3 separate regions of the Homo sapiens genome follow, and regions 1 and 3 are each linked to region 2. The links are chromatin contacts, found by Hi-C or POLR2A ChIA-PET in ENCODE. All regions are on one chromosome and are shown on one strand. Each heading gives the region's core, a stretch centred on a gene start or an enhancer-like site at or near the end of the contact. The rest is flanking DNA. Distances are from core to core; before and after follow the strand shown. Region 1 overlaps L3MBTL3 (L3MBTL histone methyl-lysine binding protein 3). Region 2 holds the start of L3MBTL3 (L3MBTL histone methyl-lysine binding protein 3). Region 3 overlaps L3MBTL3 (L3MBTL histone methyl-lysine binding protein 3).

Evidence for each region. A loop is a pair of places that touch in the nucleus more often than their neighbours do. ChIA-PET counts read pairs that join two places held with the same protein, here RNA polymerase II (POLR2A). Pooled maps may share reads with other maps.
Region 1: a map of CD8-positive, alpha-beta T cell shows a loop between it and region 2 (2.1-fold over the local background). The contact joins the enhancer-like site here to the promoter of L3MBTL3 in region 2. A Hi-C loop is called at or near these places in 5 of 168 maps with a recorded cell type or tissue (CD4-positive, alpha-beta T cell, CD4-positive, alpha-beta memory T cell, CD8-positive, alpha-beta T cell and 1 more) and 11 of 50 pooled maps. POLR2A ChIA-PET finds 5 or more read pairs at or near these places in 2 of 52 experiments (activated CD8-positive, alpha-beta T cell and activated T-cell).
Region 3: a loop to region 2 is called in a map of B cell, with 2.8 times the contacts of the local background. The contact joins the enhancer-like site here to the promoter of L3MBTL3 in region 2. A Hi-C loop is called at or near these places in 1 of 168 maps with a recorded cell type or tissue (B cell), 1 of 37 single-sample maps with no recorded cell type and 2 of 50 pooled maps. POLR2A ChIA-PET finds 5 or more read pairs at or near these places in 3 of 52 experiments (GM12878, OCI-LY7 and activated CD4-positive, alpha-beta T cell).

The regions. Positions count from the first base shown.
Region 1 is chr6:130,130,411-130,134,097 of GRCh38, forward strand. It overlaps L3MBTL3 (L3MBTL histone methyl-lysine binding protein 3), which reads left to right. Exons shown (of 23, transcript NM_032438.4): 21 at 3,042-3,211; 22 at 3,433-3,495. Among named protein-coding and RNA genes, the nearest start is that of SAMD3, 91 kb to the right of the region's middle. Within about 2 kb of position 1,946, at least 5 of the 41 ENCODE cell types and tissues checked have a DNase peak (open chromatin) inside an H3K27ac peak, as active enhancers do; they include CD4-positive, alpha-beta T cell and CD8-positive, alpha-beta T cell, where a contact is called at or near this core.
Region 2 is chr6:130,016,199-130,019,854 of GRCh38, forward strand. It overlaps L3MBTL3 (L3MBTL histone methyl-lysine binding protein 3), which reads left to right and starts at 2,383. Exons shown (of 23, transcript NM_032438.4): 1 at 2,383-2,466. RefSeq lists a silencer at 2,863-2,992.
Region 3 is chr6:130,113,437-130,117,150 of GRCh38, forward strand. All of the region lies in intron 19 of L3MBTL3 (L3MBTL histone methyl-lysine binding protein 3), which reads left to right. Among named protein-coding and RNA genes, the nearest start is that of L3MBTL3, 97 kb to the left of the region's middle. RefSeq lists an enhancer at 1,461-1,590. Within about 2 kb of position 1,720, at least 3 of the 41 ENCODE cell types and tissues checked have a DNase peak (open chromatin) inside an H3K27ac peak, as active enhancers do; they include B cell, GM12878 and OCI-LY7, where a contact is called at or near this core.

The DNA.
Region 1 (3,687 bases), core at 696-3,195, 110 kb after region 2:
GTCAGCCCTATGGTATTACTGTAGTGTAGAATTGGAAATCTTACCATTTCATATAAAGCTGTCTTATAAAATATGTACAAATATTGTATTTCAAATAATAGCTAAGCTCTTTAGAATACCTGAGATTAAAAAGATGTTTTTAAGTTACTCCGTATTTTGCTACACAAAAATTCCTTAAATCTGGGCAATTCAAAAAGAAAAAGAGAATAAAAACAAACTTTCTGCTTTATGTATTTGGTTCATAATAGATATTCAATAAAATGGGATGAGGACCTGCACCTTTGAGGTTGATTGGATGAAATGTGGAAAGAGGGATAATGATGGCTTTTTAAAACATATTTGAAGATTTGAAATGTTTCATGTGGAGCAGACACTAGAATTTTTCTGTATAAGCTCAATGAGGTAGTACCAGAACCAGTGGGTGTCAACTCCAGTAAAATAGATTTTTGACTCAGCATAGTGACTTTCTAGCATTCAGAGCAATTCAAATTTTGGATTAGGCTAGTTTAAGAATAAACTTATTAGAAAACTGTAACAGAACAATAAGAAATAAATTTTTTAAAAATTTACCACTTATAACAGCCTCAGGAAACATCTGATACATAGGAATAAATTTAACAAAAGATGTGCAAGATCTCTACCTGAAAATGACAAAATATTAATGAGAGATATTAAAGAAGAGCCAAAGAAATTGAGGGATTTAGCTTCTTCATGGATTGGAAGACTCAATATTGTAAAGAAGTCATTTCTTAACCAAATTTATCTATTGGAAATTTGTCTAGTAGAAATAAGCCCTTTACAAAAGAGCCTCTCTATGTGGACAATAAACATAGGGAAAGATTATCATTAATCATGGAATGCATTTGTAACCATAATGTGATACCACTATACACCCACTAAACGGTTAAAAAGAAAAAGATAGACAATACCAAGCATTGGTGTGGAGGTGAAGCAATTGGAACTGTCATATGCTGTTGGTAGGTATTCTGCAGTTGTTTTGGAAAGCTGACAGGATTTACCAAAGCTTAATGTACACACATGCTGCGACCTCAGAGTTTCACTCTTTGGTATATGTGCAATGGAAACACATACGTACATTCAAGAAATTGTTACCAGGAAAGGGTCGCAGTCCAGACCCCAGGAGAGGATTCTTGGGTCTCGCGCAAGAAAGAATTTGGGGCAAGTCCAGAGAGTGAAGTGAGGATGCAAAAGTGTATTAGGAAAGGAAAGGAATAAAGAATGACTACTCCAAATGGTTGCCCATTTTTGTGGTTATTTCTTGATGATATGCTAAACAGGGGGTGGATTATTTGTGCCTCCCCTTTTTAGACTGTATAGGGTAACTTCCTGATGTTGACATGACAATTGTAAACTGTCCTGGCGCTGGTGAGAGTGTAGCAGTGAGGACGACCAGAGGTCACTTGGTTTTGGTGGGTTTTGTCTGGCTTCTTTACTGCAGTCTGTTTTATCAGCAAGGTCTTTATGACCTGTATCTTGTCCACATCTCCTAGCTCATCCTGTGACTTAGAATGCCTTAACCATCTGGGAATGCAGTTGTCTCAGACCCAGTAGGTATCAGCCTCATTTTACCCAGCTCCTGCTCAAGATGGAGTTGCTCTGGTTCAAACGCCTCTGACAAAATAATCTGTACAAGAATGTTTGTAATAGCACTGTTTGTAATAGCACCAAATTAAAAACAACTCAGATGCTCATTGTTCATGATCTCCAAATAAATTATAGAGTATTCACAGCCACAAAAACCATACAAGAAAGAGAAGGTAACTTCTACTACTCACAACAATGTGGATGAATCTCAGAAACATGCTGTTTAGAGAAAGAAGCCAGATACCCAAGTTTCCATTTTAAATACAATTCAAAAAAGGGTAAATGAATCTATGGTGTTAGTAGTCAAGGAAGTGGTCACCCTTGACAGATGAGGTGCGATTGGAAGGGTGTGCTGGCCACGTTTTGTTTTCAGTCAGGGTGTTGGTTACATGGGTGTGTTCACTTTGTGAAAATTCAGTGAACTTTACACTTAGTGATTTCTGTGTCTTTCTGTAGATCTTAGAGATATAAAAGCAAGGCTTTGTGATAGAATTGAGGTGTCCTTGTAACTGAGCTGGTGTGTGAGCAGAGAGGAAATGTATGGGAGGTGCCTTTCTTCTGAGGTGCTTTGAATACAGAGTTTTCAGAAAAGGTTTCTGTTCTAAAGGACCATAAGGAGACGACGATTGACAGCTCTAAGTCAAGCGTCCAGAGGACAAAAATCCTTTGCTAGAGAATGGCCGTTTTAGGAAAGCAGCCATAAAACTAGCTTTGGGTTCAGAAGCTCTAACATAAATAGAATATTCAGTAGGGTTTTTTTTTTTCTTTCAAGAGATGGGACCTTGTCTTGTTGCCCAGGCTACAGTAAGAATATTTAGTAGTTTTAATTTTGATCTGAACAAGTAAAAAATTACAAAAACATTTGCATTTCTGCTGTTTTATTTTTATTGCAATAATTTCATATCCCTGTCAAAAAATTGAATTGGCTATTTAAAAAATCAGTATGATTAGTAAATAAGAAGTTAAAAAACCAAACCAAGCCCTGAGACAAAAGGAGAGAGAAAGTATGCCAACTGTGAATACATGGTAAGCACAGGTGTTAGACGTGAGATGCAACTTGGCTGTTACCTTTACAACATCCAAAGCAGAAAGGGGAGCAAATAAACAACTTCCTAGAATAAGACTAACTTTCCTTCCCATTAAAACTTTGAGGCACGTTTCTTATCTGAAGCATTAAAGAGACAACGTTGAACAACATAATGAAGCATGTCTTTAGTAATGAGTGCTGTAGCAAATGATATCAGTTGAATTTACAGGTTGTTTTTTATAGTGACCTTCAGTAAAGACAAAGAAGAGCCTATTCAATAGTATAATGCTGAAAGGAACCAATGCTTTAACCACTCCCACCTCCAGTCTCGTTATCTGGGAGATGCACGGCATTTGGGGCTTTCTTGCTGCTTTCAGAGAGTGATTTCCCATTTGTTTTCATTGACCAGGTGCCCGGGAAGAACCCACCGTCCAGCAGGCACAGCGTCGGTCAGCTGTCTTTCTGTCCTTTAAGTCCCCAATTCCATGTCTGCCCTTGCGCTGGGAGCAGCAAAGCAAACTTCTTCCAACTGTCGCAGGAATCCCTGCCAGTAAAGTTTCCAAATGGAGCACAGACGAGGTATATTTTATTTTCTTTGCTGCCCGACACCAGATACAGGATTACTGGCTTAAGAGGTGTGGAACATTGAGCGTAGGTAGCGTTTAGTCTTTTTTTTTCTGAAAGAGAAGAAATTATTGTGAGAGAAATAACTAATGCATATGGGTTAAATGTTTTGAACCTGTAGCATTTAGATTCTGACTGTGTTTTTTAACTGGGAATTTTGATATTGCTTTTGACAGGTGTCAGAATTTATACAGAGCTTACCTGGGTGTGAAGAACATGGAAAGGTATTTAAAGATGAAGTAAGTATTCCACTAAATTGCAATATGTTACTTAATGGGATCAAAGCACTGAAATGCAGTGGAAGGTGAAATGTGTGGAATTGGCAGAGTCAAAAAGAGATGGGGTGTGTTGAAATTGACAAATTGATGTATACTAACAGGCAGTATGAATCAGTTGTATAAAAATGTCTTTGTATAAGATGAGATGCATAA
Region 2 (3,656 bases), core at 1,133-3,632:
TAATAATGTATTTTACCTCTGTTTTAGATAGTGGCACCAAAGGATTCTTTGTAGAAAACTTTGACAGCAGCCTTTAAAGTCATTATTCCTACAAGTGAGTACTTTCAAAATCTTTACTATCCTGAACCACATCTTGAGAAAAATTGAGATGAGGTTTTAATAATGATCTCCGGAGGAGAAAGAGTGTATCATAGAGAGCCTCAAGTCATCCTTATTTCTGTTAGTGAACCTCTGTCAGTACACTTTCTAGGCAAGCCTTGCTCTTGAAACACTCGGACCTTTACTCAGGACTTCTCTGATTGGTTCATGTTCCCAGACACCTTCTGGGAAGAAGAATGGCATCATGTACCCTGGATGTTTGTCCTTCAAGAATCAGCTTAGCCATCACTTCTAATGTAAAGCCTTTCCTTATTGCCACTGGTGCTCAACTGTGTTTGCTCTACATACCTCTGCTATAACATTTTCCATATAACATTACTGTAACATAATGCCCAATTTACTACACTGTCTCTCCACCAGGCTGAATTTCTTGTAGCTGGGGCCTAGTTTTGGTCACCTGTTTATCCCCAGCACCTTGCAGAGCACTTAGCACAGGTAGGCCATTAATACACATTTATAGACTGTTGAACCAGTATCACTGAAAACATAAGTACAACAGAAATATCATCTAGAAATTATCTTGAGAGAAGGAATCTAAAATTGATTTTTCAGAAAGAGGAATCTAAAATTAATTTAGTTTCCATGGGGGCAAGGTCTTAGTTTTGTACATAGCTCATGCCCTTTCTTTCCTTCTCCTGCAGTTTGCCTTTGGCCATTTCACTGCTTATTATTCAAGGGCTAGAGAGAAAAGGAGAGAAGCTGAAATTCAGATCAGTTAATTAAGCTGTTTGGGAACAGCTCTGAAAAGGGTTGAATGTGGTGGGTGAAATCAATAGTGAACTGGTGGTTTGAGATCATCTACAGCTCTCACTACCCAGCCTTCTCTACTTCACACCCCTCAGCCAACGGCTGTTCAACGTATGAAGCATTTTATAAGTTCATTTCAGCTTCACAGGATTTGTCCGTTTGTTCTGGAGTACATGTTAAGGCATATGGCCTGATTTTTGGTTTGGAGAATTTGGTCACTACACCAACATTAGATATATCGGGTGGTCTGCTTCTATAGGGTAATTTCATGGTCCTAAGGAAAGAATTTAAGAGTTTATGTTCTGAAACTGGTTCAAGAAACATTCCTTAAGTGAAAAAATTCAATCAAGAATAATATTCCCTACACTGGAGAAGGATTTTTAATATAGAACTTCCATCTGTGATATATTTAAATTCTAGGCCTCAGGCAGCAGTTTCAGAAAAGGGCCTCCTTTACCCTTTATTAGATGCAAAATAGTCTACTCTGGGGATGGGAACTTCCTTTTACCTCCCCCCCCCCGCAAAATCTAAGACATGCTTCCCTCATTCCTAAAATCACACATGCTTTTTTTTTTCACACAGCAAACTCTGCTATTGACATCAAAATGTTTATCAAAACTTTAATTACTCGAATTATTTTGTAAGTACTCCTATTAAGTGGAAAAGACCAGTGAAGCTGTCCAAACGGCGGCCCGCAGTCAATGCGCCGAAAGCTGTCAATACTGAAATGTAATACTCTCTTGATCTAGTTTTGACGCTTTAACAAAGACAGGTTTTGCCATTTAGGACCGCTCAGCCATCTTGACTGAATACCTTAAGAGGGTAGTCCTGGACCTGCTTATTGCCAAGGGACTTTCACAGTGTTCTAAGTTACTGTAGGAATCTCAGCCTATTACTCGACAGAGGCCTAACATGTTGGAGCTGTCAATAAAGATCCGCACTTAGGAAGCGGAAAGAAGGCACAAGTTTTATATGCACACTTTCTTTATTATGCATTGTTCCAGCCATCAAAGAGAGGGAGATTGTACTCTCCCAAAGCTTACAACTTTGTTACTTTTCATGACCTGTAGCATGTATTTAGCCTTTGGGCAGTGTTTGTGCAAGACTAAGGCCCACTCTTTAATGGCTGAATGCATACATTTCACAGCACATGGTGGATTCGCTGCTCTGAGAATTGCCTTTAAAAAAAGTAAAGTGAAAAATAGACAAAGAAATCTGGAACCTTAGCAGTGTTTCCTATTTGTTTGGACTGTTCTTGAACCAGCTCTGAGGCGGTGACCGGGCTATTGAAAAGATGCACCTGAAACAGGATCTGCGGGCAGCTGCATTTGCCACCCGGCTTTATTGCTGCTTTCCAGCGGCGAAGGCGCAGCAGCAGTAACAGGGAAGCCAGAGCGAGCCTCCCCGGCAGCGGCGGCGGCGGCGGCGGCACCGGCACCAGCGCAGTTTCCCCTCTCCCCAGCCCTGACTCTACGCGCACATGCGCATTGCGCCCGCAGCCCTGGACCATTTGTCAGGACTACTCGTGAGACGGAGAAAAAAAAAAGAGAAAATTTGGGGGTAAGAAGCGGTTGATCGGATCTAATCTCTAATTAATCTGAAGATTTGTCCGTGCAAAAGCCATTCATTTATTTTTCTGGGTGAGGATGAAAGTTAAGAGCCCTATAGAGGGAAGGAAGCGCACCCTCGTCTTGTGAAACAGATCAGGGGAGGGGAGGGACAGAAGGGGTTTCTCCCCCACTTCTCTGCGCCTCTGGGAAAGAGGAGAAAACTTAATCCCGGGGAAAAAAGTGGGCAAGTGACTCGGAAACGGCTGGAGGGGGAGTCTCTGGGCATCTCACTCTGAAGTAGTGAGTGCGAGTGTGAAAGAGGAACAAAAGAGAGAGAAAAGAGAAAGGAAAAAATGGGGGGAGGAGAGACTTGTATTTTTTTCTTTGCGCGCACACGGGGAAGGGTGTGGGGGGCCGTGCGGAAGGGAGCCGGGGCGAGGCGGCCGCGTTGGGCTCAGGCTGGCGCGCAGGCGGCGGGATGCGTGTGGCCCCCTCCCCCGCGCCCCCCGAGCTTGTCACTTTGGTCGCTTTCGTGACACCGGGCGCGGGGTGGGGGAGCGCGGCGGCGCCGGGCTCCACCGGGGTGCGTGTCCGGGTGGGCGCCGCGGAGCCGCAGCCCAGGCGGCGAGCGCGGCCGCCGAGGCGGGGGGCGCCGGCGGGGGGCGCGGGGGCGGCCGGGGCCGCGGATCGGTGCGGCGGGAGGCGCGAGCCCCGCGCGCCGCCCCTGCGGCCCCCTCCGCCCGTGTGGCCTTTGTGCCGGGCGCGCACCGGAGAGCGAGCGAGCGGGCGGGCGAGCGCGAGAAGTACAAGTACGGGAGACCGAGGCAGTGGGAAAAGAGGCCGGGCCACTTTCTCCCCTTTCGGGCTGCGGAGAATGGACTGGTTGAATGTGCAGGCGCGTCTCCCCGGCGTGTGCTGTGTGTGTGCGCGGCGGAAAGGCCTGCCCGACTCCCACCGCGCACACGCACACTCACACGCACGCACACACACGGACCCGCGGCGGGGCTCGGCGGCCGAGAGTTTGCGTGGCTTCCTCGCCGCCTCCCTCTTCCCAACCGAGTGTGTGAGAATTTCATATAGATCAGCTCCAATTTCCGCCATTTTGGGAAAGTTGCACAAAAATAAACCCTCCGGTTTATTTCTGCCCGAGGCAGGAAAGTGCTTTGGGAAGCGAGGCGGCGCGGGCCCGCGGCGGCCGTC
Region 3 (3,714 bases), core at 470-2,969, 97 kb after region 2:
TATAGCTGCTTATAATTGTGTTCTAAATTAGGTACTATCTCTATTAAAAATCACTTAATGTTTTGAGCTCCCATGTTGTTTAAGCCTGCTAAACATCAGCCACAGAAACACAATAAAGCAGCTTTAAAATGCCTGCCAAATGCTTAGATTACCTTGCAAGGCAAATGCCCACTGCTTAACTGGTCTAATGGCAGAAATCAGTCTGTTCAGTTCATTATAGGCCATTAAAATGGCTTCTCAAGTTGTAAGACCAGTGTTTCCACTATGAGAACTACATAGAGCGGTTGCAAGAATTGCAGACATCAATCTGGTTTATATTTTTAGCACGAATCCAATTTTGCTAGTCACACCGAAAGCCGAGTCTGTACCCTGTTAAACAGATAGGAAAGCAAGCTAACATAAAGTATGAAGCTAAAAGCATATATAAATCTATTTGCTTTGCAAAACTATCACATCAAATAGAATAAAATCAATTTAGAGCCAACCATTCTAAAAGATTACAAAAGTTAATTAGTAAACCTTGGGAAGTTGGTTTTTTGCCCCATGAGGTCTTCTGGGCCGAGAGCTTCATGTTGAATATCGGCGAAAGTAATTTCAATGACTAGGCATTCTCTGGCTATTGTAAAACCTCTTCTCCCTTTTTGTTGATGGGCTTCCAGGTATGAATTAGGAGCTCTGGAAGTGTTTTCCTATTCTAGCTCTTGAGAACTTGAGTTAAATCTGTGTAGTTGTTTATGTACCCCAAAGAGTAGCTTAGTGTTTAGTTAAAACACTCACAGTTCTGATGCCAACCACTGTGACACCAAGGCAGCCATTCAAAGTGCAGGGATAAGATGACTGTGTTATTGCTATATGCCTGTGAAGTTGTTGGAACAATATTGTAACAGGATCTTACTCTATCTCCTTGAATATCACCAATTTCTGACTCAGGAAACCCTTTTCTGTAGAGTAGAAAAGCGGTGACATCTGTTCTCTTTTCCACAACAACAACAACAAAGTAATAGAGTCTCACTCTTAAGAGACATCATCTTTATTTCCCAAACCTCACCTTATTCGTTAAGGCTTTTCATTTAATAAGAGGATTAATTGCTGAGTTTTTCTGGAGGGTTTTTCCTTGTTATCTTGGTAATACCCACCTCATTTATTCATTATATTCCTTTTATTGTATTCTTTCACTAGCGTATGGTCCTTATGCTAAATTATAATTAAATAGGCCTGTTAACCAAAATGTTTTTATTCATTAGATACACAGTAAACCATGTTTACCTCTCCTGGGTGATGTTTATGAAAACATAATTCAGTAAAACCGTTGCTGTTGTATCATCTCAAAAGGAATTTAATTTTAAAAACTCTTTATTTGAATGTTACTCATAGTTGCAGAAGTTTTAGTCCCAAGTCCCACTGGTTTTATTTGCCATCTTTTTCTGAATCCCTTCGAAGGTGGTGATCTCCTTGACCTGAAGCTCCTCAAGTACAGTCGCTCTTCATTTGTACGAGGCATTTTGGAGGCAGTTCAAGTATTCTTTTAAACTTTCTTTAGAGAATGTGGAGATTCTCATTCCCTTATGTTTTTACCTGCGAGTAAGTCACAGCTCAGAAACTTAAAAAAAAAAAAAATGCTGGGAGCATGCAAAGAGACATTCTTTTGATGGCCAAAACAGAAAAACTACATTTTTTAGAGCTCTCTGGTAGTCATCTTCCCCGCTTGTTACTGGGGAAGTACAAGTCTCTTTCAGTTCTGCAAAGGCCCCATGAGACTAGAATAAGCTATTTTGAAAAGAGAAGGGTGGCGTTATTTTAAACCAAGCCAAACTAAGGAGTGAACTTTCACACTTGAGCTGCCGCAAGGTAGCCATGTCTCTGATGCTGGGCCAGCAATAACTGTCAATCCGAGCTTCCTAACCTGGTTGGCAAATATTTCAATCTACATGGCAATCTGCATCTGCCTCCTTTCCTGCTGGACTTAAAGAGGTGGCGGAAATCGATAAATCCCTAAATTGGGGCAAAATAATTTGTTTTTCAATATTTTTTAACAGACTGGAACTAATTGAAACGTAATTGGTTAGAAATTGTTTTTATATGACAAACAGACTTGAAGAAATACAGCTGCACATATTCAACTGCCATCCTATGCATTTACCATTCTAATGTCTGTTTTACTAATATTTATCACAAAGCATAATTAGATTAAGACAGTAAGACCTCTAAAAAGTGACACATAATTACAGAGAAAAAGAAAATACTGAGTCATAAAGAATACATTTTTCCATTCAAGTGGATTCCACTGTCTTTATTAAAAACCAAAAGTATTCTTGAGTAAGATTTCACTATGATTGTATTTCCATTCAATACAACTGAAATGTATTGAATTGAATTGAATTGTATTGAATTGCAACTAAAGAAATATTGCAGTAAATGGCTTCTTGAAAATTCTGAAATTCCAAGAGAAATTGCTGTTTTCCATGCACTTTTTTTTAGGTGCTTTTACCTATGTGGGTGCATTTAATCTTCATGATACCTTATGTGGTGTAGTTGCTATCATCACACCTTCATTCTACAAACATGGAACCTCCTTTGGTTAGAGGCCACATAGCTAGTCCGTAGCAGACCTGGGTTATAACCCAGACAGTCTGACTGTAGTCTGTGCTTGGAACCATTACTCTAAAAGCTATTTTAATAGTTGAAGAAAGGTTAGTTAAAGACAACAGGTGTCAGTAGATAATTTTATCCTACAATATAAGTAATTTATAACTAGGAATAGCTGCTGTGCATCATGCTCCTACTTAAGTGCCTGGCTCTGTGCTAAGTGCTTTCTATACATTATTTTATTTCATTCTTAACATGCCCCTCTGACGTAAAGGATTTATTATCCTTGTTTTACCAATGATGTAACTGAGAATTAGACAAATTAAGTAATTTGCTGATGGTCGTGTAAACCTAGTGAGTAGCAGAACTGAAATTTAAACCAGATCTCTTCACTTCCTAAGATCATATGTGTAACCACTATTGCTGGGCTGCTTCCTCCATGTTAAGATTCATGCACCCAGCTGCAGTGTGGGTAATCTCAATGCTTTGAGAGGGTGAGGCAGGAGGATTGCTTGAAGCCAGAAATTCAGACCAGCCCTGAGCAACATAGTGACACGCTGTTTCTACAAAAAAATTAAAAATTAGCCAGGCATGGTAGCGCATGCCTGTAGTTTCAGCTACTTGGGAGGCTGAGGCTGGAGAAGCACTTGAGCATGAGTTTGAGGTTACAGTGAGCTAATGATGGCACCACTGCACTCCAGCCTGGACAGTGGAGTGAGATCTATCTCTTAAAAAAAAAAAATCGCACACTTGCGCCTAAGCAGCTTGTACCCTCTTTTGAAACGAAATTGTTGATAATGAAAAATGTTGATCAAGGAAAGCAGGTCAGGAAATGTTTAGGTTGACAATAATTGTGGTATTAAAATATAGCATGAAAATATTTCTGGTTGTCATTTTTATTTTTTTTATTTTTTTTTCCTCTTATTTTTTATTTATTTATTTATTTATTTTTTTATTTTTTTATTATACTTTAAGTTTTAGGGTACATGTGCACATTGTGCAGGTTAGTTACATATGTATACATGTGCCATGCTGGTGCGCTGCACCCACTAACTCGTCATCTAGCATTAGGTATATCTCCCAATGCTATCCCTCCCCCCTCCCCCCACCCCACCACAGTCCCCAGAG